Regions from separate parts of the Homo sapiens genome. Here all the other regions are linked to region 1. Evidence: read pairs that join two places in POLR2A ChIA-PET (ENCODE). Cell type or tissue: MCF 10A. All regions are shown on one strand. Region 1 overlaps NUMA1 (nuclear mitotic apparatus protein 1). Region 2 overlaps LRTOMT (leucine rich transmembrane and O-methyltransferase domain containing). Region 3 has its middle 9.3 kb from the start of FOLR3.

The links. ChIA-PET counts read pairs that join two places held together with the same protein. Peaks named below come from ENCODE experiments on the same cell type or tissue, not always from the same donor. Only the 100,000 strongest peaks of a DNase experiment are listed, where the experiment ranks them.
Region 2: POLR2A ChIA-PET joins it to region 1 with 29 read pairs; 27 of 35 experiments call an interaction of 5 or more read pairs at or near these places.
Region 3: POLR2A ChIA-PET joins it to region 1 with 54 read pairs; 10 of 35 experiments call an interaction of 5 or more read pairs at or near these places.

What each region holds. Positions count from the first base shown.
Region 1 is chr11:72,037,536-72,045,535 of GRCh38, reverse strand. All of the region lies in intron 2 of NUMA1 (nuclear mitotic apparatus protein 1), which reads left to right. Among named protein-coding and RNA genes, the nearest start is that of NUMA1-AS1, 27 kb to the right of the region's middle. RefSeq lists enhancers at 3,504-3,583, 3,674-3,723, 3,174-3,957, 3,958-4,743, 5,224-5,303. In MCF 10A, no CTCF peak of the experiment used is centred here; DNase peaks (open chromatin) are centred at 3,675, 4,405, 4,695, 6,905 and 1 weaker place.
Region 2 is chr11:72,087,232-72,095,231 of GRCh38, reverse strand. It overlaps LRTOMT (leucine rich transmembrane and O-methyltransferase domain containing), which reads right to left. Exons shown (of 9, transcript NM_001145310.4): 2 at 6,852-6,935; 3 at 6,067-6,203; 4 at 1,531-1,736; 5 at 136-284. The coding sequence starts at 169. It overlaps LRRC51 (leucine rich repeat containing 51), which reads right to left. Exons shown (of 6, transcript NM_145309.6): 2 at 6,852-6,935; 3 at 6,067-6,203; 4 at 1,531-1,736; 5 at 136-284. The coding sequence starts at 6,148. Among named protein-coding and RNA genes, the nearest start is that of LRTOMT, 10 kb to the right of the region's middle. RefSeq lists an enhancer at 3,874-4,033. In MCF 10A, a CTCF peak has its summit at 3,791 (motif pointing right); a DNase peak (open chromatin) is centred at 3,781.
Region 3 is chr11:72,141,010-72,149,009 of GRCh38, reverse strand. No RefSeq gene overlaps it. Among named protein-coding and RNA genes, the nearest start is that of FOLR3, 9.3 kb to the right of the region's middle. RefSeq lists silencers at 2,119-2,319, 6,354-6,554. In MCF 10A, a CTCF peak has its summit at 4,800 (motif pointing right); DNase peaks (open chromatin) are centred at 4,829, 6,729 and 7,729.

The sequences.
Region 1 (8,000 bases):
CTTGCACTCAAGCCTGGGTGACAGAGTGAGACTGTCTCAAGAAAACAAAAACAACAAAAACCCAAACAATTATGTTTGCCACTTTGCTTTTCTGTAAAAGTTTTGGTATCTGCTTTGCCTTTGCTTTCATGGTGCTCCTTTGGATAAGAACTTCCATTTCTACTAATAGTGATTGCTAACTACAGACTACAAATGATACAGTGGGAATAGCTTACAGGGCCTGGAAGAAGCAGCAGGTGATGGGGAGCCTACAGCAATGAGCCTTGGTCTGACCCCCACCCCCACCTCATCCCAACCACCCACCACAGTCATTCTCTGGTGGCCAGAAAGTTGAATTTGTAAACCTGACATCCAGATGTAGTTTGGAGAAGCAGATTTAAGGAGCCCTAGTGTGCTAGGTGTTATGGGGGATCACAGAGAGAGAGAGGTGGAACTGGTTATGCCCTTGAGGAATTTCCATTCTAGATGTGAAGACAAGATTTTCATGCATATACACATAAGTGCCAAGAGTAGGAGGTAGTTACATTTTTCTTATCACCAGTGTAATACAAGATTATTAAAAATAAATGCAAGGCCAGGCACAGTGGCTCACACCTGTAATCCAGCACTTGGGAGCCTGAGGCAGGCGGATCACGAGGTCAGGAGTTCGAGACAAGCCTGGCCAACATGGTCAAACCCTGTCTCTACTAAAAATAAAAAAATCAGCTGGGCATGGTGGCAGGTGCCTGTAATCTCAGCTACTTGGTAGGCTGTGGCAGGAGAATCATTTGAACCCAGGAGACAGAGGTTGCATTGAGCTGAGATCATGCCATTGTACTCCAGCCTGGGTGACAGGGCAAGACTCCATCTCAAAAAAAAAAAAAAAAAAGCAAACATACAGCATAGAAAGTCCCCAAGTGAATGTTCCCTACAATCTAACTCCTCCCCCCCCCCAAAGTAACCCCTGTTAACTGTTAAATATTTGAGGAGTTAGGAATATTAAATCAAATATATTAAATATTTGAGCTGGACCCTAAAGTAAAATCTAGAGAGGCAGACTGATGGGAAGAAGGCAGACAGACAGAGGATCCAGTCTCCTGCTCCAGGCAGAATACCCTCTCTGGCTTCCCAAACAATTGGTGAGCCAACTTCTGCTTGGACACCTTGGTGACAAGGGACCAAAATGCCAAGTAGGAATTAGTCTGCAGGAAACACCCATCCTATGCCTTACATGCTAGCCAGTGTGTTGGACACCTTATAGGTGTTATTGAATTAATTTTCATTGCTTTATAACAGGTGTCTTTATTCTTGTTTTACAAATAGGGATACTAAAGTTCAGAAGTTTCTTGCCAATGTCAAATAGTTAGCAGCATGTGGTAGAGACTTCTGCCATTTACTTGCTATGTGATCTTGGCAAATTATTTAATCTTGTGGCTCAATATCCTCCTCTCTAAAGTTGGGTGATAATGGTACCTACTTCATTAAGGGAGTTTTTAAGATTAATGAGTTCGTACATATTAGGTCAGTAGAATAGTGTCGCGTACATAGTATGCACTCAGTAAGCATTAGCTACTATATGTCTTTCTGTCTCTCTGTTTATCTATCTGTCCATTTATTTATGTATTTATTGAGACAGAGTCTTGCTCTGGCACCCAGGCTGGAGTGCAGTGGCATGATCTCTGCTCATTCCGAGTTCAAGGAATTCTCCCACCCTAGCCTCCTGAGTAGCTGGGACTCTGACACTAAAAAAGACACTAATTTGTTTCTAAATCATGAAGTTTTACTGGTTATCTTATATGTAAAACATTTTAGCCTATATATTATAAACTGTAGCCAATGATTGTGACCTCTATAGTATAGCTCCTAGTAGAAAAAGACAAAGACAACTGTGGGCCAGGTGTGGTGGTTCATGCCTGTATCCCAGGGCTTTGGGAGAAGCATAGAATTTTTAGAGAAGAATTTAAAATAATGCTGTGCCTAGGCAACATAGTGAGAGCCTGTCTCTACAGAAAAAAAAAAAAAAAAAAATTAGCCAGGCATGGTGGCACACACCTGTACTCCCACTGCTTGGGAGGCTGAGGCAGATGGATCACTTGATCCCAGAAGTTTGAGGTTACAGTGAACTATGATCTCGCCACTGCCCTCCAGCCTGGGTGACAGAGTGAGACCCTGCTTTAAAAAAAAAAAAAAAAAAAAAAAGAACTCCGCCTGGCTAATTTTTTGTTTTTGTTTTTTTGTGTGGTTTTTTGTATTTTTTGGTAGAAACAGGGTTTCGCCATGTTGCCCAGGCTGGCCTCTCAAAGTGCTGGGATTACAGGCGTGAGCCACCGTGCCCCACCAGCTACTATTTATTATACTCTGTTTTCTCTCTTGTTCTGACATCCTGTCATCTCCTCAGTTTAATTCTGCATATCATCCCTCATACTTTCCTCCCCTGTACAGTTCCTCTCTCTGCCTCCTATCAGTTCTTTACCCTGTCTCCACAATGTCTCTCACTGCAGCTTCCACCTGGGTTCAAGTGATCCTCCCACCTCAGCCTCCCAAGTAGCTGGAACTGTAGGTGCGGGCCACCACACCCGGCTAATTTTTTATTCATGAAATTTTTTGTAGAGATGGGATCTCCCTATGTTGCCCCGGCTGGTCTCCAACTCTCGGACTTCAGTGGTCCACCCAAAGTGCTGGGATTACAGGTGTGAGCCGTCGTGCCAAGGCCCCTTTCCATTCTTTCTTACCTTACCCTCTTGTGTGCCCTCATTACCTGTCTCCTGACTGTGCAGCTTCCTGACTCACCTCATTGCTGCTAGTCTCATTCAGGTATATATCAGAATAAACTTGGGGCACAGTTTTTGTCATACCACAGCTCTGTGTTAATAACAAACAAACTTACAAGTCTTTGATTCCTTGGTTTGAGGTTCAAGATTCTCCTAGCTCTCTGACCCCACCTCACTCTTCAAGCCCTTTCTCCCACTGCTTCCATGCCTCCTCTCTGCTTTCTCTTCCTCCCCACACCTCTCTGTTTCCATCTGGGGAAATGCTACCTGTGTGTTTCAAGGTCCAAATTAAAATGGCACTTCATTTTCGTAATCCTTCCCTATTCTAAACTGGTTAGAATTTTTCTTTACAGCTTTTATGGAAGTTAGCACACCAGTTTGAAATTAATCTTCAAGTCATATTTCTTATCTCCTGTGAATTACAACCTACCTCAGTGCGGATGCTGGGCTTAATTCATCTTTGTATACTTCCTACAGTTTCCTATAGGAGTGCCTTACACATAGTAGGTGCTCAGTAAATGTTTGTGGCATAAGATTAGGGGGTGCCTGTTGACCATCTGGTGGGCTTCCCTTTCAGCCTTGGTGAAGTTCGCTATTCAGTGGGGGGAAATGCTGTGATTTTGTCTTCTAAGAGTCAGACATCTTTTGTTTTCAGCCATGTAGGAGAAGCAGAGTCTACAAGTCCCCGTGCCTGCGTCTGTTAAGGGCTGCAGCCAGTGCCTGGCGTACTCGGTCTCGTGCCTTGGCCCCTCAGCCCCTCCCCATAAATGCTCAGCGGAACAGGGGATTAGGTTCTGGCAGCACAGCTGGGATTTTGGCGGCCATTCCACAGCCGACAATAGCACGCAGCACAGGACAGCGCAGGCCTGTACTCCAGGGCCAGAATCTGCCTGGGCTTCTTGTTTGGGTGGCGGAGGGGGAGGAGCGGGCACAGCACGGCATCCTGGCCTTGCCACGCAGAAGGTATGGGCTGGAGAGATTCCCTCGGGGAATGGATTTAGTGGGTGGCCGTGTCCCAGAGCAGGGCAGGCGGTGCCCATGGAAGGTGGCAGGGCGCTTTGTGTGTGAGTGGCATGGTTGTACTTAAAGACACAGCCTGCCCTGGGGCCGGCAGGAAGGTGCCCCCGATCAGAGGGCCTGCATGTTGCTTGTTCTTCAAAGCCTCTGTTCCCGGGTCTTCCTCCTTGCCCTGCGGTCCGCCAGGCAGGGGCTGATCTAATTATCAGGACAGCCCTTGTCCTACCCTTCCATTGCTGTCCAGAGAGATGGACAGATTATTACTGCTGCCTTAAACTCTGGGTGGAAAACAGAGCGAAGGGGGAGTGTCCGGTTGATCCCAGTTTGTCAGGCAGGCCACTGTAAGATGTGTTTTGTGTGTTTATGCCACAGTTTGCCTTGGCTCTTGCTGCTGTTGGAGTTCAGTAATTTTGCCTGCCTGCTTGTGCCTTCACCCTCAACCCGCCGCCCCCATTCGTCCTGCTTTTCTTGTTCGTGGACCAAGCCTCCAGCCTTCCCCTTTGCAGCCCCTCCTCTCCAGTGCACCCCCTCCCTCTGGGCCCCACCCCCACTGAGAGTCCCCTGCTTGCTGTCGCTCCCAGATCGGGGAAGCTTGCTGTGCCTTTAAAGAAAGCAGACTCCTGGCTGTGACGCACTTCTGGCTGTCAGCCAGGAAGATCGCTCCTGCCAGGCAGACTGAGAAGAAAACCAACAACTTTTCTTTTGTGTGTGGGGTTACTTTCCACTGGCCCCCCCTTCCTCCTCTCCTTTCAAGATTTAAATGCTAATGGCGGATTAAAACCTGTAGATACGTTTGGCTTTAGGAGTCTGGTAAGGCCCCCCCGCACCGAGACTTTTTCTCCCTCACTCTTTCTCTGGGTTTTTGTTCAAACATGGACGAGGGGGTGGGGTGGATTCTCCCCCCTCACCTCCCTTTCCTGCGCCATCCTTAAAGGGGAGGGAGAGAAGAGGGAGAGCAAGTAAACATACTCAGAAACAGGCGCTGTGGAGCAGAGCTTGCCAACATCCGGGAGTTGGCGCCTTTCAGAGCAAAGGGTTGCTTTCTTTCCCCCTTGCGTAGATGTCAGCATGTTTTTGTTCAGAGAAGGAAAGCGTGTTTGCCTGCACGTTGAGCTGTAGAGACAGCTCAGGAGAGGGCTTCACCATTTCTGCGTGAGGCCGTGGGTGTGTGCACGGTGGTGGGCAGTGAAAAAAGGTTCATTTTGTCAGCTGATAGGGACCAGGGTGTGTGAATATAGTGGTGGGGGGCCCAGGTCAGTGTGTGTGTGTGTGTGTGTGTGTGTGTGTGTGTGTGTGTGTGTGTGTGTGTGTGTGTGTGTGTGTATGTGTACGCGCCCCAGTACAATACATGGCTGCAGGCCTGGTTGCAGGTCTGGTTCCTGATTGCAGCTCTTTTGCCATCATCCTGATCTGGACCCTCCAGAGAACGGGGAGAAGGGGCAGACATCTGTAAGCCACTTTTGAAGAAACCAGAGAAGCTTGGTTTCCTCTGTAATCCCTCCCTTGTTCCTCTCCAGGGCTTTGGGGTTCTGTGCCAAACTCTAGGCTACAAAGATGGAGTGGTCTGTGTGAAGAGGAGGCTTCAGCCCAAGCTAGTCCCTTTAGATGGACCAAACTGGTTTGCCCCGACCTCAGGAAACTCTTTGGACTTGGACCAGACGGTCTACCCAGGACTCCCCAGGAATTGAGAAAGATTGTTTTTCTCTGTATGGCGTCTCTTGGAGCCACTGGTCCTCTTGCCTTTTATCTTCTCAGAGGCAGGGGATGTACCAGCAAAGTATTTCCTATGCTGTTTTTATAGCTTATTAGCCTAGGGCAAGGTGGCTTGGCCCCTCTGGGTAACCTGCCAGGTGAGATCTCGGTGTTTGCTTGCATGTGCCTCCTGGCCTATCCGTCCTAGAGTTGGAGGAGGAGGAGCCCCAAGATCAGGGTTTTCACTCTTTGGATGTGAGTGTCTCTCAGATGGGGAGTATCTTTCTAAGAAAGGGGTACAGAGCATGGAATTCTTAGGCTACAGGCAGGCAGCGTCTCAGGGTAAGTGGTGGTAAATTTTGCAAGTGAGCACTGGCGCACAGATGGGGCAGCCATTTCCTTTGTGAGCTGTGAGGCTGTAGGCCTTTGGAACTATCAGGTGGAGAAGGGGGTGGGGTTCTGGGAAGGACCCTTTGAGGTGGGAGCTTGTGTGGGCTTTGGGCCCTGAAATTCTGGGAGTGGGAGTTAGCACTAAGAGAATGAGGGTTCAGCAGAAGCAAGGGCCCATGAGCTGAGAGATCGGTATAGTTTAACAACTCTCTGGGACCAAAGGTCACTTTGGTGTTATCTTGAGGTAGGTCTGGTGTTCCCTTGATGGGCAGTAAGTGGCTAAGAGGCAGTCTCAAAGGAGCTGGCACCCAGGCCAAGGGCGGGGTAAGGAGAGCAGTGCTGCTGCAGCTCAGACCCTCTGGCCTTTGGCCTATCACTTGTTCTGTACTTAAAACTGAAGCTTTTTCAGAACAGACTTCAGAGCTCAGCAACTTGACCCTCTGGTCCTGCTTCTTGTGTCTGAGCAGGTGGTTTACATTAGCCTCAGCCCTGGTAGGAAATCATGGCTAGGCTTTAACTCTTTAAGGTCCAGAGAGGGTACAGGCAGAGTGGCTGCGTGTCTCTTTAGTGTCACTTTCCTTATCTTGATATTTATTTTCTGGAAACAGGGGTTACTGTAAATGTGGGAATTTGTCCTGATGTGGGGGAGCTGCATTGTGTCAGTTTGGGAAATGTAAAAAGGATGCAGGGCCTTAAGTTTATAACGCAACTGCTTCTGTGTCCTTGGTTACTTCTTGAGACCAGGGAAAAGAGAGGGTGCCTTACCAGCTCGGTGAGGCCTCTGTTTTAGATTCTGGGGGAATTTCTTTCTCAGAGAATCAGGTAGATGGGAACTCCAAAGGTGCCCTCAGAGGGCCTGGCCTTTTGTTTCTTTGTTTATTGAGTGAGGGTTGTGGGGGGGACGGGGGGTGCCTGATCCAGCTGGGGTGGATCTCAGCAGATCCTTCTGTGAAATGGTTCCAGGCTACAATCGCAAGGATCTGTTTTTCCATCAGCATCACCCAGTGTACTGGGTGGGGCCTGCCTCAGATTTCAGGGGGAGGGTGGGGAGGATGGTACTCTGGCTGGGAGCCCTTGGGTTCCCAGCCAAAGTCTGCTTAAAGCTATAGTCCCAATGTAGAAGACTTAGCTGTGCTCCTGGCTTCAGTCATTCCTTACCCAGAGAAGAGGGAATGGCTGGGGCTCTCCTGAAGCCTCTCTCACCCTGATGTTCTGTCTCTAGGAAAGTACCTCTTTACAGGCTTAGAACTGAAGAGCAGACAAGGTCCTTCAGGAGTTCCTAGTGGTGAATATTGGGTTCCTCGTATTTCTGTGCCTGGGGAACACAGAAAAGAATATTTAGCCTTGACACTCATTTTCTTGAACAGTGGAACTAGTTTTAGACAGGCTCTCCTGGGAGGACCTCAGGGTTGTATGTTTTGCCTCTGAGATGAAGAGGTTGGTTAAACCTCAGGACATTTTTAGTAGCACAGCTGTGAGTCTTTCAAAGGGGGCAAGATCTGCCTACAGTTGCAGATAAAATTTCGAAGTGTTGGGCCTCATCAAAAGGACTGCAAGTCTATAGGCAGCAGTGAGGATGGGGGAGCGGTGATCTCAGCCTCATTCCTTGTGATTTAATAGCTCAGAGGCCTTTTTTTTAAAGAAACCCCAGTTGAGTGTCTGGCTGTTGCCGCCCCACCACAGAGCCAAGTGTGGTCCCTCGAGCTTTAGTCTTGTCAGCCACAGAAAAGCCTTATTGCAGTGCAGTAGTTGGGGCTATCTGCATCCATCCATGCCTGGCCTCAAGGGCTACATAATCTTGCCCATGGATAGGGTATACTTGATGATAATTATCCAAGACTGAGGAACATAAGCCCCTTAGCTTTTCTGCCCTCCTGAGAGCTCTCTTAACCATTTCATTTGCCCTTGCCAAAGCCCAGGTGAATTGGCTCAATTCCAAGACTGATGCTGGTATGACATGTGGAATCATGTTGGATGTTGCAGGGTCAGGAAGCACTTAATTGTAATTAGCATTTAGTTATATTTAGCATTTAATTATTTTCTTCTGTTAGTGCTTCACATATGTTTAATTTTACTCCCTACCCTGCTATAAGCCCCTCAAAGGCAAGGACCATGTCATTGTCTCCCATTTTCCATGTGGCTTCTAGCACA
Region 2 (8,000 bases), 50 kb before region 1:
GGAATGCTTAGAGGTCTGTTACTCCCTTCCCAGGTCCAAGCATGGCAGAAGAATGGTCGTAGATTTCTTGTTTCTCCTCCTCCTTTCCTTTAGGGGAGCCCAGCTAGACGCTACCTCCAGGGGCAGGGCACTTACCTATACCCTTTCTCTTCCTCCATGGGGTTCCCATGGAGTGTCAGGCTACGGAGCCGAGGAAGGACAGCCAGCTTATTCACCTCCCCCAGGCGCTGGATGCTGTTGCCGTGAAGATAGAGGACACTCAGGTTGAAGAAAGTTGTTAGGACCTGTTGGGGAGGGAAACCAAAAGCCAGGCTAGACAGGACAGGACCCTGAATCTCTGCTCAGGGCTGACTCGTGGGCAGAGAAGGAAGAATGTGGGGAACAACCTGCCCTCCACTCCAACCCTCCACAGCCATACTGTATGACTGTAACCTACTTTTATTTATGTTTTAAGACATACAGGGCATCACACTGAAAAGGAGCTGTGATCTGAGGGTCAGGAGTGTGGGCCTGGGTACCAGCACTGCCACTGACTTGCCTCTCTCAGCCTTAGTTGCCCCTTCACTGAAGACCTTTCCAGCTTTGGTGATCTACGATTCTATCACAGCAAGCAACAGGAAGACAGAGCATCATGCTAGGCACATAAGAAGCTTTTAAAATACTGGTTAAATTGAGATCACCACACCAGGGGAATAGTGTCCAAGTCATGCTCCAGCTCCTTTCCCCTCTTAGGGATCTTGGACTAGAAAAGGCCAAACTTTATTTCTTAAAACTTGAATCTGAGTTCACAGAAAGTAAGTGCTGTACTTTATTGACTACCTCTTCCACAGGAGAACCCAGCACAGGTCACAGTGGGTGCGCAGTGACAGTTAGAATTTTACTTCAGCCTCTGATGTACCAGTTGTTTGTTGGTTTTCATGTATTTTCTTTTCTTTTTTTTTTTTTTTGAGACGGAGTCTCACTCTGTTGCCAGGCTGGAGTACAGTGGCGCAATCTCGGCTCACTGCAACCTCTGCCTCCTGGGTTCAAGTGATTCTCCTGCCTCAGCCTCCCGAGTAGCTGGGACTACAGGCGCCCGCCACCACGCCCAGCTAATTTTTTGTATTTTTAGTAGAGGCGGGGTTTCACCATGTTGGCCAGGATGGTCTTGATCTCTCTTGACCTTGTGATCCACCCACCTCGGCCTCCCAAAGTGCTGGGATTACAGGCGTGAGCCGCTGTGCCCGGTGGTTTTCATGTATTTTCATTCAATCCTCACAAAACCTTTATGATACTGGCATATTATCCCCATTTTTCCGACAGGGAGGCTGCAGTTTTGAGAGGTTAGGTAGCTTGCTCAAAGTCACAGTCAGTAAGAGGCAAACCCAGGATTTGAACCTACATCTATCTGTCTGGCCCCCTAGCCTTGTGCTTTGGACTGTACCATGCTGCCTCATTACTTCCTTGATAACATGTAGGAGTGGAGAGGTTGGGGGCTGAACAAAGTGGCTTCAGGCTCCCCTGACTGGATTCCTACTGTTAGGAACTCACAGGGTCAATGGAAGTCAGGTCATTAAAGGACAGGTCGATCCAGGCCAGGTTCTCTGGGTGCTCCAACAGCTGTGAAGCCACCTGGTTGAAGTCTCTCAGATCATTGAGAACATTGTTATTCAGCCACAGGGACTGGGTCAGTGATTTCCCCGACTTTGAACGCTTCAGTGGTCGTAGTCCTGTCCTTGGCTCCTCATTTACCAGATCTGTGGGGACAAAGTGAGACTTGGGTATCATCTTTGCTTTTTTGGCTTTAGGGGGTGGGAAGGGACAGAGCTGGAAAGATTAGCCATCCAGGCTGTAGCTGGAGGGTCTGGAAGGGCCATAGCCCTGTGCCTGAGTCTAGTGCAACCCTGTCCCACAGCTTCCAGCAATCAGTAAGTTTAGACTAAGGGCCAGAGACTTCTATCTCAAGCTCTTGGCTTTCCAGGTCACATGGACTTCTCATGTCCACTGTACCACTGGGTCTTTTTTATACCAAACCAGTGTGGGGTTGAGGAAAACTAAGAACCAGAATTGTTGGGCTTGAGCTGAGTAGATGATAGCACAAAATCCTGAATTAACTACTGGTAAAGCCTATAGAATTCACTTCAGTGGAATACACTTTGATATCCTGTCTCTCTTTCCATGAATGTTGAGTACCTACAGTATGCCAGGTACTGGATATACAGTGATAAACAAAATGAGAGACAGTCTGTTCCAGACTTTGTATGAATAATAGGGCAGAGAGCAGACATTTGTGCCTTGGAGGAGCTTATATGGGCAAGATGGGAGCAAGCTGGCAACATGGTGTGATAAGTGCTATATAATAGTTGTAGCAGCACAGAAGAGAGGCTATTGACCCAGTATGGGAGCTCAGGGAAGTTTCCCAGGGAAGGTGAAGCCTGAGCTGAATCTCCATGGATTAGGGGATGTTTATCAGGCAAAGAAGGGTAAACAGGCAGGGAACAGCATGAAGAAAGGTATAGAGGTACAGAACAGCCAGGGAGTCTGGGGCGGGTTTGTGTGCCTGCACAAGTGCTTGCACGCACTGCACAAGGGGGACAGAGAGGAAAAGGAGGCAGGAATCCAGTCAAAAGTCTCAAATGTCAGGCTAAGGATCTTGGGCTTTACCCTGTGTGTAATGGGAAGGCACTGGAGTGTTTAAAGCAAATGATTCAAATCTTTTATTTCAGAAAGATCACTCTTAAGTGTCAGTGTGGAATATGGATTTTAGGGAGTGAGTTGGACCAAATGACCAATTTGGCTGTTTGAGTCATCCAAGCAAGACATGAGAGGGCCCTACAATCAACATAATTTGGTTGACTGGATGTAAAGGTAGAAGAATATTAAAGGGTGGTTGCCAGTTGTATTAACTGGTAAGGAATTACAGAAGAAGAAATAGCATTGGGAATGTGATGAGTTCAGGCTTAGCTTTGGTGTATTTGAGGTTCCTGTACAAAAAGGTGGAGAAGTCAAGTAGGCAGTTGGAGATGAAGGTCGGAAGCTCAGGAGACACAGACTTGAGAATCATTAGCATAGAAGGCATACAAGTTAGGGAAAGAGATGAGATTCCTCAGGGAGAGTGAGGGTAGGGAGGAAGGTCAGGGAGGAAGAAGAATCCATTAGAGAAGTTAAATGATCAGGGAAAATCAGGAGAGGACAGTTTAAAGATGTTCAGGGAGTAAATAGTTTATAGTAGTAAGTTCCAGGGAGGTAAGGACTGAAAAGTAATTTTGGCAACTTAGAAGTCCCTGGTAACCTTGGTAAGGGCTGCTTCAGTGGAATGGCAAGGGCCTGGAGGCAGAAGCCAGATTGAAGTGAGTGAGTTCAAGAGTGAATGGAGGCTGGTTTCATGCCTGTAATCCCAGCACTTTGGGAGGCCAAGACAGGAGGATTGCTTGAGCCTAGGCGTTTGAGACCAGCCTGGGCAACATCATGAAACCCCGTCTCTACCAAAAAAAGAGTGAATGGATATAAGCAGTTAGCATAAACAACATCCTCAGAAAGTTTGGCTGAGGAGGAGAGAGAATAGGGAATAGGATTATGTTAGAACCCCGGTGTATGGAACACCCCAAAGCCTCACTCCCACTTTTTCAAAATGAGGTCCAGTTCCCATTGCTGCTAAGCCTTTGGTTCCCTAGTTCACCCCTGGGGAAGGAAGTATTTAGTATTTGCGGAAGCTAGCCAGCTTTCTTCACTCTCTTCTGCTCTCTACTGGAAGGACACCCTTTGCCCTTCCACCCCCACCTCTCCTCCTCCTCAGATGCAGGTCAGGCAACATCCACCAGATGGCTCTCTGCCTTAATCCTAGAGTGAGCAGGACCCACAATTGGGGCCTGGGGTTGCAGGAGGGTACTGGAACGGCGTACCCCAGCTCATGAATTCCTAATCCTGCTTCCCTCCCCATACCTCCTTAGAACCCTGAAACAGAATGACACAGATGAATCAAAATTAAGGTCAAAATAACCCCACATGAACTAGTGCCCCATGTGATAAGGTAGCAGCTTGGGGAATGCCACCAAGCATGGGGTGGAGGCCAAGCTCAGAGGGAATCACTGGTGGGACAGAGTTGCCTAAAACTTGATGCTGGCTGGAGCTGCTCTTACCAAGGATGGAGTGGTATATCCAGGCTGCCACAGGTTGCTGCTCCTCTCAGATTCCACCAATGCACTACACTGCCTAAGAATCTGTAAAGTTCCTTGTTCAGAGTAGGCCAAAGCAGGTCTGGAAGCTGGACCACAAATATCAATGCTTTGGGAACTGGGGAGCATTTAGCTCCAGGAAGATCTGGGAAACTATGTTCCTGTTTTCCTCTCTCTGAAAGGCTGCCATGTAGCTCTTGCCATGTGTCAGAATACAAGTTAGTTTGATTGAACTTCCCTGTGTCATCCCTCAACCACCAACTGGAAGGTGTTGGTAGGTGTATATGGTGGGGGACTTCCTTAACACTCTAGGTTTGTGAAAAGTTAGAGGAACTGGGTTGATGGTAGCACAGATTAGATGCCTTCCAAAGGCACTGCCGTTTCAGATTCTGTAATATTTATTCATTCACCAAATAGTGTGCCAGGTACCCCCAAACTCTATTGTATCCCTTAACCCCAGCTGTAAATAAGTGTTTCAGAAGCTCTGGGGAATCTGAAGGGACTCTGACCTTTTGGGCCTTTGATGTGCCTCACATACCTAGCAAGGAGCACAATACCTGGCATATACATATGACGCACACACACACACACATATATAAATGCTTTTAGTAAGTGCTCAGTAAATATTGAACGGTTGAATGAAGGATGGGCCATCTGTACCATTTACGTTTTGTGATGTAGAGTTACCCTTGGTACTGCTTGTCTCTCTCCCAATTCTGAGGACTCCATAGAGGGCAGAGCTACACCTCCTCCATCAGAGTTAGAAATTCCCATGATAGGTAGGAGGTATACTTCCTTCCCACCTCTGTCATTGCACCTGTCTTAGAGATAGTTACTATTGCAGCTAAAACCCCTTGTGAAACATGGATTACATCAGAAGTGATGCAGTGCACAATAAAGATCACAGCAGGTGGCTGTGTGCTCGTGAGAGAACAAACGTGAGTTACCACTGTGGCTGATGATAACCCAAGTAGACCCTAAACCCAATCTAAGACTGGTGCTATTTGCCAGCTTCCCGAGCTTAAAGGCAGTGGCTACCAGTTGCCTGAGAGAAGACTAAAGCCAAATAATAGTTCTGAGATAGTGGATGTTAACGTGTATTCTGTGAGGACAGATGGACTGATGCTTTAATGAAAGACCAGATAACAAAAGCCAGGGATGGCAGAACTTCCCTAGGAAGAACGGATGACTCATTGGGAATATGACATGGCTGACAGCCTCCCTATGTTCCCTCCTGAAGGGACTAGCTACCCATTTACAAAGACATTGAATGGCAAAATGGGAGCGAGTGTGGACAGTGTTGGAACCTGCAATAAGTGTAGGTGATGATGGAATAAACTTGGATTTGGCTGGAATGAGTGTAAGAAATTTGTCAGTAAGTATTTAAACTGGAAATATGCCAGTTTGTAGATAAGACCCCTCATGTTTGGCCAGTCAGATTAGGCTTGTGTCTGCAGACAGAGGAGAAAGGTTTTGCCTACTTGCTGGGACTCCACAGGAGCCTGTGTTTTCCTCCTCTCTTCAGGTAAAAACAGGAGAATAAAACTATTGGCTGATAGACTGGCTTCCCAGTTTTCTTCCACTTGACTTTCCTGCTGTAGCCTGGCTTCTTTTAAAGATGATCAACTACTGTGATAGCCCCCTGTTTCCTTTCAGATTTGCTGCTTAAAAAAAACAAACAGGGGCACATGTTCTTAGGATCTCCTGGGGCTGTATCGGGGCAAAATCAAAACAAACAAAAAGACAGAAAAAAACCTCTCACTCTCCCCTACCCTCCAAAAGACAGTAACAACACATCTGCAAGCATATGGGAAGAATCTCTTTAGGCTTTTAAGTAGATTATGGTTTCTTCCTAGGGACCACACTGGGCCTGCTGCCTTAGTGAGTGGAGTACTGTGCTCTGGGGGCTGACCTTGAATGACGTGGATGCTTCTGAAGGAGTAGTCAAGAGGGGGCTCCTGTACCGAAGTGTTCATATAGTCCCGTTTGTTCATAGTTCAGGCCATCATTCAAAGGTGCAAGCAGGTGCCCTGGGAGTCTGGGTTCAGCCTGGGAGGACAGAGAAAGACCAGTGTTTCAAGTACACCGGCTTTCAGGTTTCCCCATAGTCCTCCATCCCTGCTTTCTGTCCTCTACTACTCTAGGCCTGCCTGGCTGTATTTCCATTTTAAGATATGAAATCACTCTTCCTTGCATCCTTGCATGTATAGAGCACTTTCTACTTCTCAGAGCACCTTCACATCTCTTAGAACTCATTTGAGAATCGAACACCCATTTCTTTGTCTGGAAAATGCCAGATGAAGAAACTGAAACCCAAGGGGTAAAAGGACTTGCCCAGAGTTAAGCCAGTGAGTCAGTTGTAGACTGCAGTCATAATCTCCTGAATCCTACTCTGAGACCTTTTCTGTTACTCTACAGTAGTTACTGTGGAGACTGTCTTGATACCCACCCTCTGTTGACATCAACTGGGCTATTCTATTGCTTAACAAATCCTTGAGGGCCTGCACCGCATCTGGTTGGTGTCTCACCACCCCTCTCAGTCTGGCCCAGCTGGGGATTTGCCACCTTCTCCGCTTGGCTTCTCTGCCAGCCCCATTACCTTTCCATCCAAATACCCTACTTTCAGCCCTATCCTGAATGTAGCCATACACATATAAACATACACACACACAAAACCAGAGTCTACCTCTCACTCACCTGTCACTGATGGCTGAAACTCCACCATTAGGCATTCATTCCTGTGGGTTCAGGGATTGTTTCCGGTTAAAATGGAAATACTCCCTGACAGGGATGAACACAATGTTGTTATCAGTCACTTGCAATGTGGTGTGAATTGTCTTATCAGATCGTTTCCAATTTGTTAGCTAAAGTAAAGCTGAGGTTTTTCTGGAGACAAGGGAGAGCCATGAGAATACTACTCACCTGGGATGAAGAGAGCTGACAACACACTTTACCAAGGGGTTTGTATGTGAATCACACAAGCAAAAGACAAATTGACAAGGATAAGGACAAGAACTTGCCCCAGTCGACCTCCCCTTTCTCATTCCATCCACTGCTGCCACCTTTGTATTATTATTTGTATTACTTCACCTGCTTTCCAAAAGGATTTCAGGTTTACAATAATAACACAGTCATAAAACAGATGATTTGCAGAATAGTGCCATCCACTAGAAATATAATGTCACAAATGCAAGCCATATATATAATTTAAAATTTTCTAGTAGCCAAAATAAGTAAAATGAAGTGGTGAAATTAATTTTAATAACTTAATTTTACCCAATATATCAAAAAATCATTCAATATGTAATCAATATTAAAACTTACTGAGATATTTTACACTTACAGCACATCCCAATTTGGACTAGCCTACCTGTCAAATGTACGTGACTAGTGGCTACCATACTGGACAGTGCAGATTAGAAAGTTAAAAATGGAAGAGAAAGATCAGAAACTAGATTACAGGAAGAGAGAGATGTGCCAGGCACTTTAAGAATCTAAGCCTACATTTAGCTCTGAAATTCCTGGCAGCCAAAGCAAAAAGAGAAACCTTGGGATTGCAGTTCTCATCATTGGATTCAAAGGATAAATTAGTTTGCAGAGACAATGAAATTGGCAAACAACTTTAAAATGGAATTTATTACTCGGGAGGCTGAGGCAGTTGGATTGCTTGAGCCTAGAAGTTGGAGGTTGCAGTGAGCTATAATTGTGCCACTGCACTCCAGCCTGGGCGACAGAGCAAGACCCTGTAGACCCTGTCTCAGGAAAAAAAAAAAAAAAAAAAAAAAAAAAAGAATTTCTGTTAAAAACCAAGGACCTGATATCTTATAATTCAGTTTAAGCCTAATA
Region 3 (8,000 bases), 100 kb before region 1:
AATTTTTGTATTTTTAGTAGAGACGGGGTTTCACCGTGTTGGCCAGGTTGGTCTCAATCTCCTGACCTCAAGTGATCTGCCCACCTCAGCCTCCCAAAGTACTGAGATTACAGGCATGACCACTGTGCCCAGCCAGAATCTGTTTTCTTTTGTAACAGGACACAATTGGAGAAACCAGTTATTTTACCAAGGCTTTGACTGGAATGGTGTGCTTTCCTTTAAGGAATCAAACTTGACTTATAGAGCTGATAAGAGCCCCTTGGGAAAACTAACTTCATACCTTTTCTACACAGATCCTGAGCAGGGTTTCTGACCTGTGGCAAGTAAAGAATGTCACTCTCTGACAGACCCAGGAGCCCCAAATCATCTTGGGTTCTCAAGAGGAATTCACCCAACTCATAGGTATTTGATGGTACAACCGCATGGCCAAACTCGGCTTTAAAAAAAAAGTTTTGTTTTGTTTTGTTTTGTTTTTTTGAGACAGAGTCTCGCTCTGTCGCCCAGGCTGGAGTGCAATGGTGTGATCTTGGCTCACTGCAACCTTTGCCTCTAAGGTTCAAGTGATTCTCCTGCCTCAGCCTCCCAAGTAGCTGGGATTACAGGCACCTGCCACCATGCCTGGCTAGTTTTTGGTGTTTTTTAGTAGAGACGGGGTTTTACCATGTTGGCCAGGCTGGTCTTGAACTCCTGATGTGATCTTCCCTCCTCAGCCTCCCAAAGTGCTGGGATTACAGGAGTGAGCCCCTGAGCCCGGCCTTAAAAGAAAAAGTCTAATCTGAGATTCTTCTACAAAACAAAGTTCCATCAAAGCCAACTTAAAAAGCCTATGTGAAAAGTAAGTATTCTTGCTGCACGTTACACAAATAATCAGGCCAAGTATAATAAAGCAAATCAGTCTTACCATGATTTGTCTTTAGTAAAAATGTGAAACCAAAAAGAGAAAAATTATGTTTCAGCTGGACGCGGTGGCTCACACCTGTAATCCCAGCACTTTGGGAGGCCGAGGTGGGCAGATCACGAGGTCAGGAGACCAAGACCATCCTGGCTAACACGGTGAAACCCCTTCTCTACTAAAAATACAAAATAATTAGCCGGGCGTGGTGGCAGGCGCCTGTAGTCCCAGCTACTCGGGAGGCTGAGGCAGGAGAATGGCGTGAACCCGGGAGGGAGAGCTTGCAGTGAGCTGAGATCGCGCCACTGCACTCCAGCCTGGGTGACAGAGCGAGACTCCGTCTCAAATAATAATAATAATAATGATAATAATTAAAAGATGGATTTGGACAAAATGCAGAAATAGCCAGCTAGAAGCTTGTCCAACCTATAGCCCTCAGGCCTCATGTGGCCAGGACAGCTTTGAATGTGCCCCAAAACAAATTCACAGACTTTCTTAAACTTTCTTATTCTTCCAATGTGACCCAGGGAAGCCAAAAAATTGGACACCCTTAAGCCAGGAGTTTACCATGGGTTCACAATTCCTTATTCAAAATCTTTGGAGTCACATGTTTCAGATTTAAATTCTTTTAGGATTTCATAAAAGGTGATACAGAGATAATACGATTTGCAAAGAGACCAACTCCCAGGAGATCCCAGCTTGTATCCTGCAATAGTGAGCTGTACCTGAATCTTGGACAACCTGGGAAGTATCAACTTAAAATCACCAGATGTATACACTTGGAAAGAACACTTTTACTAATATTGTGTTGTAACCTGCAGGCTGGGAAGTGGAGCCTCTGGCTGAGATGGAAAGCAGGCACTTTGAGGGAGGAGAGGTGGGACAGGAGTTTTATGCTAAATAGGTTAGCTAGTATACTTATTAATAAGTTATAGGAGGAGCTATGAATATTCATGAAAGGGAGTCACATGCATGTATACTAAGCAAACATACATGTTACATACATCCTGTGTTCACTTTGGGGTGGAGAGTTAACAGTAATTATTTTTATATTTGTATTTTGTTTTTAATTAAAAAAATAGAGACAAGGTCTCACCATGTTGCCTAGGCTGGTCTTGAACTCCTAGGCTCAAGCAATCCTCTTGCCTTGGCCTCCCAAAGTGCTAGGATTGCAGGCATTGAGCCACCATACCCAGCTGAGACTTAACATTAAAATGCAGACTTAGGCCATACACATCAAAAGGTGAAACATAGGACACAAAGGCACTTTGTGTGCAGCCTCTGTAAACCAGCCAGAACCAGCCCATGGTTAACAGGAACTGATCAGGAAGGATAGCTTTGTGAGCTGGTCAGCTGTCGTGTCAAATCACAAAAAGAGAGTGAAGTCTGGCCATGGCATCAGGCAGTTGAAGCTGAAGTCAGCGGAGGAGTCTTCCATTCTCTGTTTTCCAGGACAGGATTCTGCTTAACTCTTAGGAAAAAAGCCTGGTAACAGTAAGGAAGAGGGTATACTGAGGTGTGACCAGCCTCCTGTCTTATCATAGCCAGGAAACCTAGATTTTAAAGTTTTTCTGGGGTCTCCTTGGCCAAGAGGGGTTTGTTCAGTCAGTTGAGGGGTCTTTGGATTTTCTTTTTATTCCACATTTCTTCCTTTTAGCCAAGATCTGCCACAGTCAGCATCAATGGCCAAATTGTTTGTACCATGTCGTTGCCAGGATGCTGAGGCTACCTGCTCCAGATCCATCCAGTCCCTTGGTGGGACCCTTGTGGCCAAGAGACTTACAGCCAATTGAACATCTTGGCCAGACAGAAATAGAGGTGGGCAGGTACTCATCAACCCCTAAGGTCTATCAAGCAATATAAAGGCCAAAAGGTAGGGCTACCAATTTAACTTGTCTATAAGTTCTATGCATTGAGCCAGCATAATTCTGGTTTTAGCAGCAGACTTACAGCAGTTGGTTATACATATTATAAGTTATTTATTTATTTATATTTACTTTTTAGATAGAGTATCCCTCTGTTGCCGAGGCTGGAGTGCAGTGGTGTGATCTCGGCTCACTGCAACCTCCGCCTCCCAGGTTCAAGCAATTCTCCTGCCTCAGCCTCCCGAGTAGCTAGGATTACAGGCACATGCCACCATGCCCGGCTAATTTTTGTATTTTTAGTAAAGACAGTGTTTCGCCATGTTGGCCAAGCTGGTCTTGAACTCCTGACCTCAAATGATCTGCCCACCTCCCAAAGTGCTGGGATTACAGGCTTGAGCCCCCATGCCTGTCCCATATTATAAGTAATTTAAATGTTATGAAGAAAAGTTTGATGGAGACTATAATTATAACAAAAACTTCAATAGCACCTTTTTTTTTTTTTTTTTTTTTTGAGATGGAGTCTCACTCTCACCCAGGCTGGAGTGCAGTGGCGTGATCTCGGTTCACTGCAATCTCCGCCTAGCAGGTTCAAGCGATTCTCCTGCCTCAGCCTCCCAAGTAGCTGGGATTACAGGTGTCGCCACCACACCCAGCTAATTTTTTGTATTTTTCAGTAGAGACGGGGTTTCACCATGTTGGCCAAGCTGGTCACAAACTCCTGACCTCAGATGATCCACCCGCCTCAGCCTCCCAGAGTGTTGGGATTACAGGCATGAGCCGCCACGCCCAGCCTTCAATAGCATCTTGAAAGGAATTTCTGTTTGGTAGAAAGCCAACTGAACAGATCATTGATAGGATCAGTAGTTTTATTTCTTGTAATCATTTAGCTTGTTTGGAAATTCTTTCTGTATGAGTTTTTCTTCTTTTTTTTTTTTTGAGACAGAGTCTTGCTTTATCAGTTTGGAATGCAATTGCGTGATCTAGGCTAACTGCAACCTATGCCTCCCAGGCCCAAGTGATCCTCTTGCCTCAGCCTCCCAAATAGCTGGGATTACAGGCATGTGCCACCATGCCTGGTTAATTTTTGCAGTTTTTGTAGAGATAGGGTTTCACCATGTTGCTCAGGCTGGTCTCAAACTCCTGAGCTCAAGCAATCCTCCCTCCCCAGCCTCCCAAAGTGCTGGGATTATAGGTGTGAGCCACTGTGCCCAACCCTATATGAGTTTCTACTTCACCTGAAGTGTTGATGTAAGTGCAACAGGTGTTATGGGCCACTGCACAGACTCTTCCTTGTTTGGGTAAAAGAAAATCTGAAGCAATTAAATTATCTATTACTACTTGAGCCAGGGAATTCAATTTGTTGGGCTATAAGGCTTTTTGCAGTGTCTTCAGCTACCTGTCCAATAGTGGCAGATAGGTTTGAATATGCTGGTCAAGTTTTGAATTAGACTCCTTCAGTTTTGAATTAGTCTCATTTAAGGAGGTTATCTGAGACTCCCAACTGTGTTTAGAGCTCTCATAATAACACTGAAAAATGGTCTCCCGTGGGAGGATTCCTTGAGTCCAGGAATTTGAGACCAGCATGGTCTATAAAAAATTAAAAATTGAAAATAAAGAAATTAGTGGGGTGTGGTGGTGCATGCCTATAATCCCAGCTACTTGAGAGGCAGAGGTGGGAGGATGATTGAGCCTGGGAGGTCGAGGCTGCAGTGAGCCATGTTCGTGCCACTCCACTCCACTCCCCATGACAGAGTGAGACTCTGTCTCAAAAAAAAAAAAAAAAAAAAGACCTCCCATTGCTTCTGAGAGGTCCTGAACCCTATTGTGCATGCAAATAAACTAATTTAGGCATGTCAGACATTCTGCCAAAAGTTCTCCATTTTGGCCTATAAATCTTTATATTGTTCCAGGTTAGCTTTTTTCCAGGATCCAAAATATTCACAAGACTTTTTCTCATAATTCTGAAACATGCATGTTCCTGATGGCAGCTGGTCTGGGACTGTCTCCTTAGAATCTAGATTCCCCAGAAAAGCATAAGACATTCCTTCGTGTGCCACTAGAGGGCAAGCATCCTCACCAAACCTGATGGGCTGATGCGCCGGATGAGTCAGGCTTAACTGCCCCCAACCTCCCCATCTAGAAACCTGGGACCAACAAAGATGGCACTTGCAGGGTCCGGATGGAGGGGATCAGGGTAAAAAAATGAAGTCCTCGAGATCTCAATTCAAAAGTGAGAGATCTTAGATCGGGGAGAGCTTACCCACCTTCCTCCCAAAGCTGTCAGGGAGACAAATGAGCTGTCAATGGCTCCACCTGGCACCTGTGCATTCACTTAGGCTGGGGGAACCTGGGCTGCTCCATGGATCCTACTCTTGTCTTCAATTATATTGGCTTAAAATCATAAGATCTTTACATTTGGAAAAGAGAGCTTTATTTCTTTTGATGGGTTGCAACCTACAAGCTAGGAATTGAAGGGACAGGGGTTTTACACTAAATCAGTTGGCTAAACATATATATTTAATAAGTTTTAAGAGGATTTATGAATATTCATGAGAGTTGCACACATGTGTACCAATAAAACATGTTAAATATGTCCCATATTCACTTCGGGGTGGAGACATTAAAATGCAGTTGAATTAGGCTCTGTATGTCAAAATGTGAAACACAGGACCCAAAGCACTTTGTGTGCTGCCTCTGTAAACCAGCCAGAACTGGTCCATGGTTGAGAGTCATTGATCAGCCAGGAATGTTTTGTAAGCTGATCAGCTGTCATGTCAAAATCAGGAAAGGGAAGGGAGTCTCGGAATTGGTTGAAATTGAAATCAGTGAAGGAGTCTCCTGTTCTTGGTTTTCAGGGCTGGTTTCTGTTTAGCTCTTGGGAAAGAAGCCTGGTAACGGTTCGTGAGGAAGCAGGTGTGCTGAGGTGTGAGTGACCTATCATCACGGCCAGGAAACTTGGATTTTAAAGTTTTTCCGGGGTCTCTTTGGCCAAGAGGTGTCCATTCAGTTGTTTGGAGGGTTGAGGATTTTATTTGTATTTCCCAGAGGGTTGAGTCCTCTTAAGACCTCAGCAGGTAGAGGCCTCTGGAAACCTCAGGCCTCTTTCCTTCTTTATACCCCAGTGCTGATGGGAGAAGGGCAGGCAGGTGTCTAGGAACGCCTGAACACAGGAGCTCCTCTAGATGGAACTCCTGCCCTGTCATCCGCTGCCCCTGGCTTGGGGGCTGATCATGAACTGAACTTTATGGCCCCTCCACTGCAGGAGTGAGACCTGCTACCTGAGGCAGGCCCCTGGGCCATGAGGGCTTCAGAATAATACCAGCAAATGGAAGGTTGGGTTGGAGGTCAAGTTCAGTTCCTCTGGTAAGTCCTCACCACTTGTGGAGTCTCAGAGCCCTGCTCTGAAGGGTGAGGTGGTGTGCCTATCTGGAGTCTGGGTGCTAGGGCCAGCAGGGAGGGACAGTCAGGCAGTCAGCTTGAACCAGTCCAGAGAGTATCTGCCTGAGCTGGAAGCTTAATACCACAAGGTTAACCATTGGCATTCCTTCTAACCCCAACCCGAAGGCTACCCTAGGACCAGGCAGATAACAGGAAGGTGTTTGGCTCACAGAGGTGGAGACTCTGGGCTTCAGGAAGCAGGAGAGGGGCCTCAGAGTGGGGAGGAGAGAACCCTGAGGTCTTCCCTGAGTGCCAGCCTATCACACATGCAATCTCACCTCACTCATCTTCCCAGCTGCAGAAACTACTGATCTCAGTCCGATTCTAAGCCTGCCTTCTTATACCTAGCAGTTGCAGGAGAGAAGCTCTGTGAGGGGCCCACAGGGCACCGTCCTAAGGAATGCAGATCCAGTGTTTCTTCTTTGGCCTTAACTGCTGCCCATTCCCCACACAACCTCTCTTAGCCACCCTGGAATTCTGCTTGCACTTCTATTACCTCTAAGCCTTTGCACTTGCTGAGACCTGTCCATGGAATGCCATTCCCTGTGCTGTTTTGTGCTTGGCAAACATTACTCCTTTGGAATCCTTCCCTGACCTCTTTGGGCTTCAGCAGAATAATACCACACTCTGTGCTTCCCTCTGTGAAAGCCTCATCTCCTTGTTCTAAGAGTCACTGGTTCTCAGAACTGTCTGTCCCCACCAGACCTTGCAAGGAACTCAATTCCCTTTCTGTTGGCTGAGACCAGCATGGGCCAGTGGACTGGATGCTCAGAAGGAATTGTTGACTGACAGAATGGATGCAGCGATTCCTTAACTTACTGAGCACATTCTCGGTGCCAGGCACTGACCCAGACCCTGGGGATGTAGCATAAAATGACACAGACACAACCCTGCTTTCGGGAGAGTATGTTTTGTTAGGGAAAAGGCTGACAACAAACACAGTAGATAAAAATCTGCACAAGGACATAGAGTAGTGTGATGAGAAATCAGCTGGGTGGGTTTGTCAGTTTGAGTGGTCAGAAGTCATTTTAGGGGGGGATTGTAGGTTGTGATCTAAGTGGCCACAAAGTGCTAGGCTGCAGAGGATTAATGAAGAACATTTCAGGCATGCAGAGAAAGAGTTGCTGGAGCAAAGACCCCCAACATGAGAAATGTGACTGGAGCTCATTTATGGGGTGGTGTGGGAGAGATTTGGCTTGAGGGCTCAAAGGAGGGGCATGGTCTTCTGTGCTATTGTGAAGAAGTTTGGTTTTTACAGTTGATACCACTGAAAAGTATTGAAGGGTTGGTGAAAGAGCTGTAACATAGTAAGACATGTTTAAGGTCCATCAGCTACTAGAACATATAGGTGGAAGTGTGCTGATGAATAGAGTATCTCTAGTTCTCCAGTCTCTCTCTACAACATATTTGCTAGTTACAAAGGGGAAAGTGTAGTGGAGAAACCTGGCAGACACAATCTCAAGAAAAAGATCAAAGTTAACGTCACCAGGAATGAGCAAACCCCACACCACATGCCTCCCATTATGATGCACGGGATAACCATGTAGGGTATTTGTGCCCAAAACGCATAACCTCAATGAATCATGAGGAAACAGACAAACCCAAATGGAGGAGTATTCTACTAAATAACTGGCCTGTGGCTTTCAGCAATGTCAGGATCATAAAAGAACCCCATTCCTTCCAATGCCCATCAGTAGGAGACTGAATTCAATGTAATGTACACCTAGAATGGATTACTACCTGGTAATTTAACATATCAATAGGTCAATATGGAAAGATCTCAGAACAATGGCAGATGAAAACTG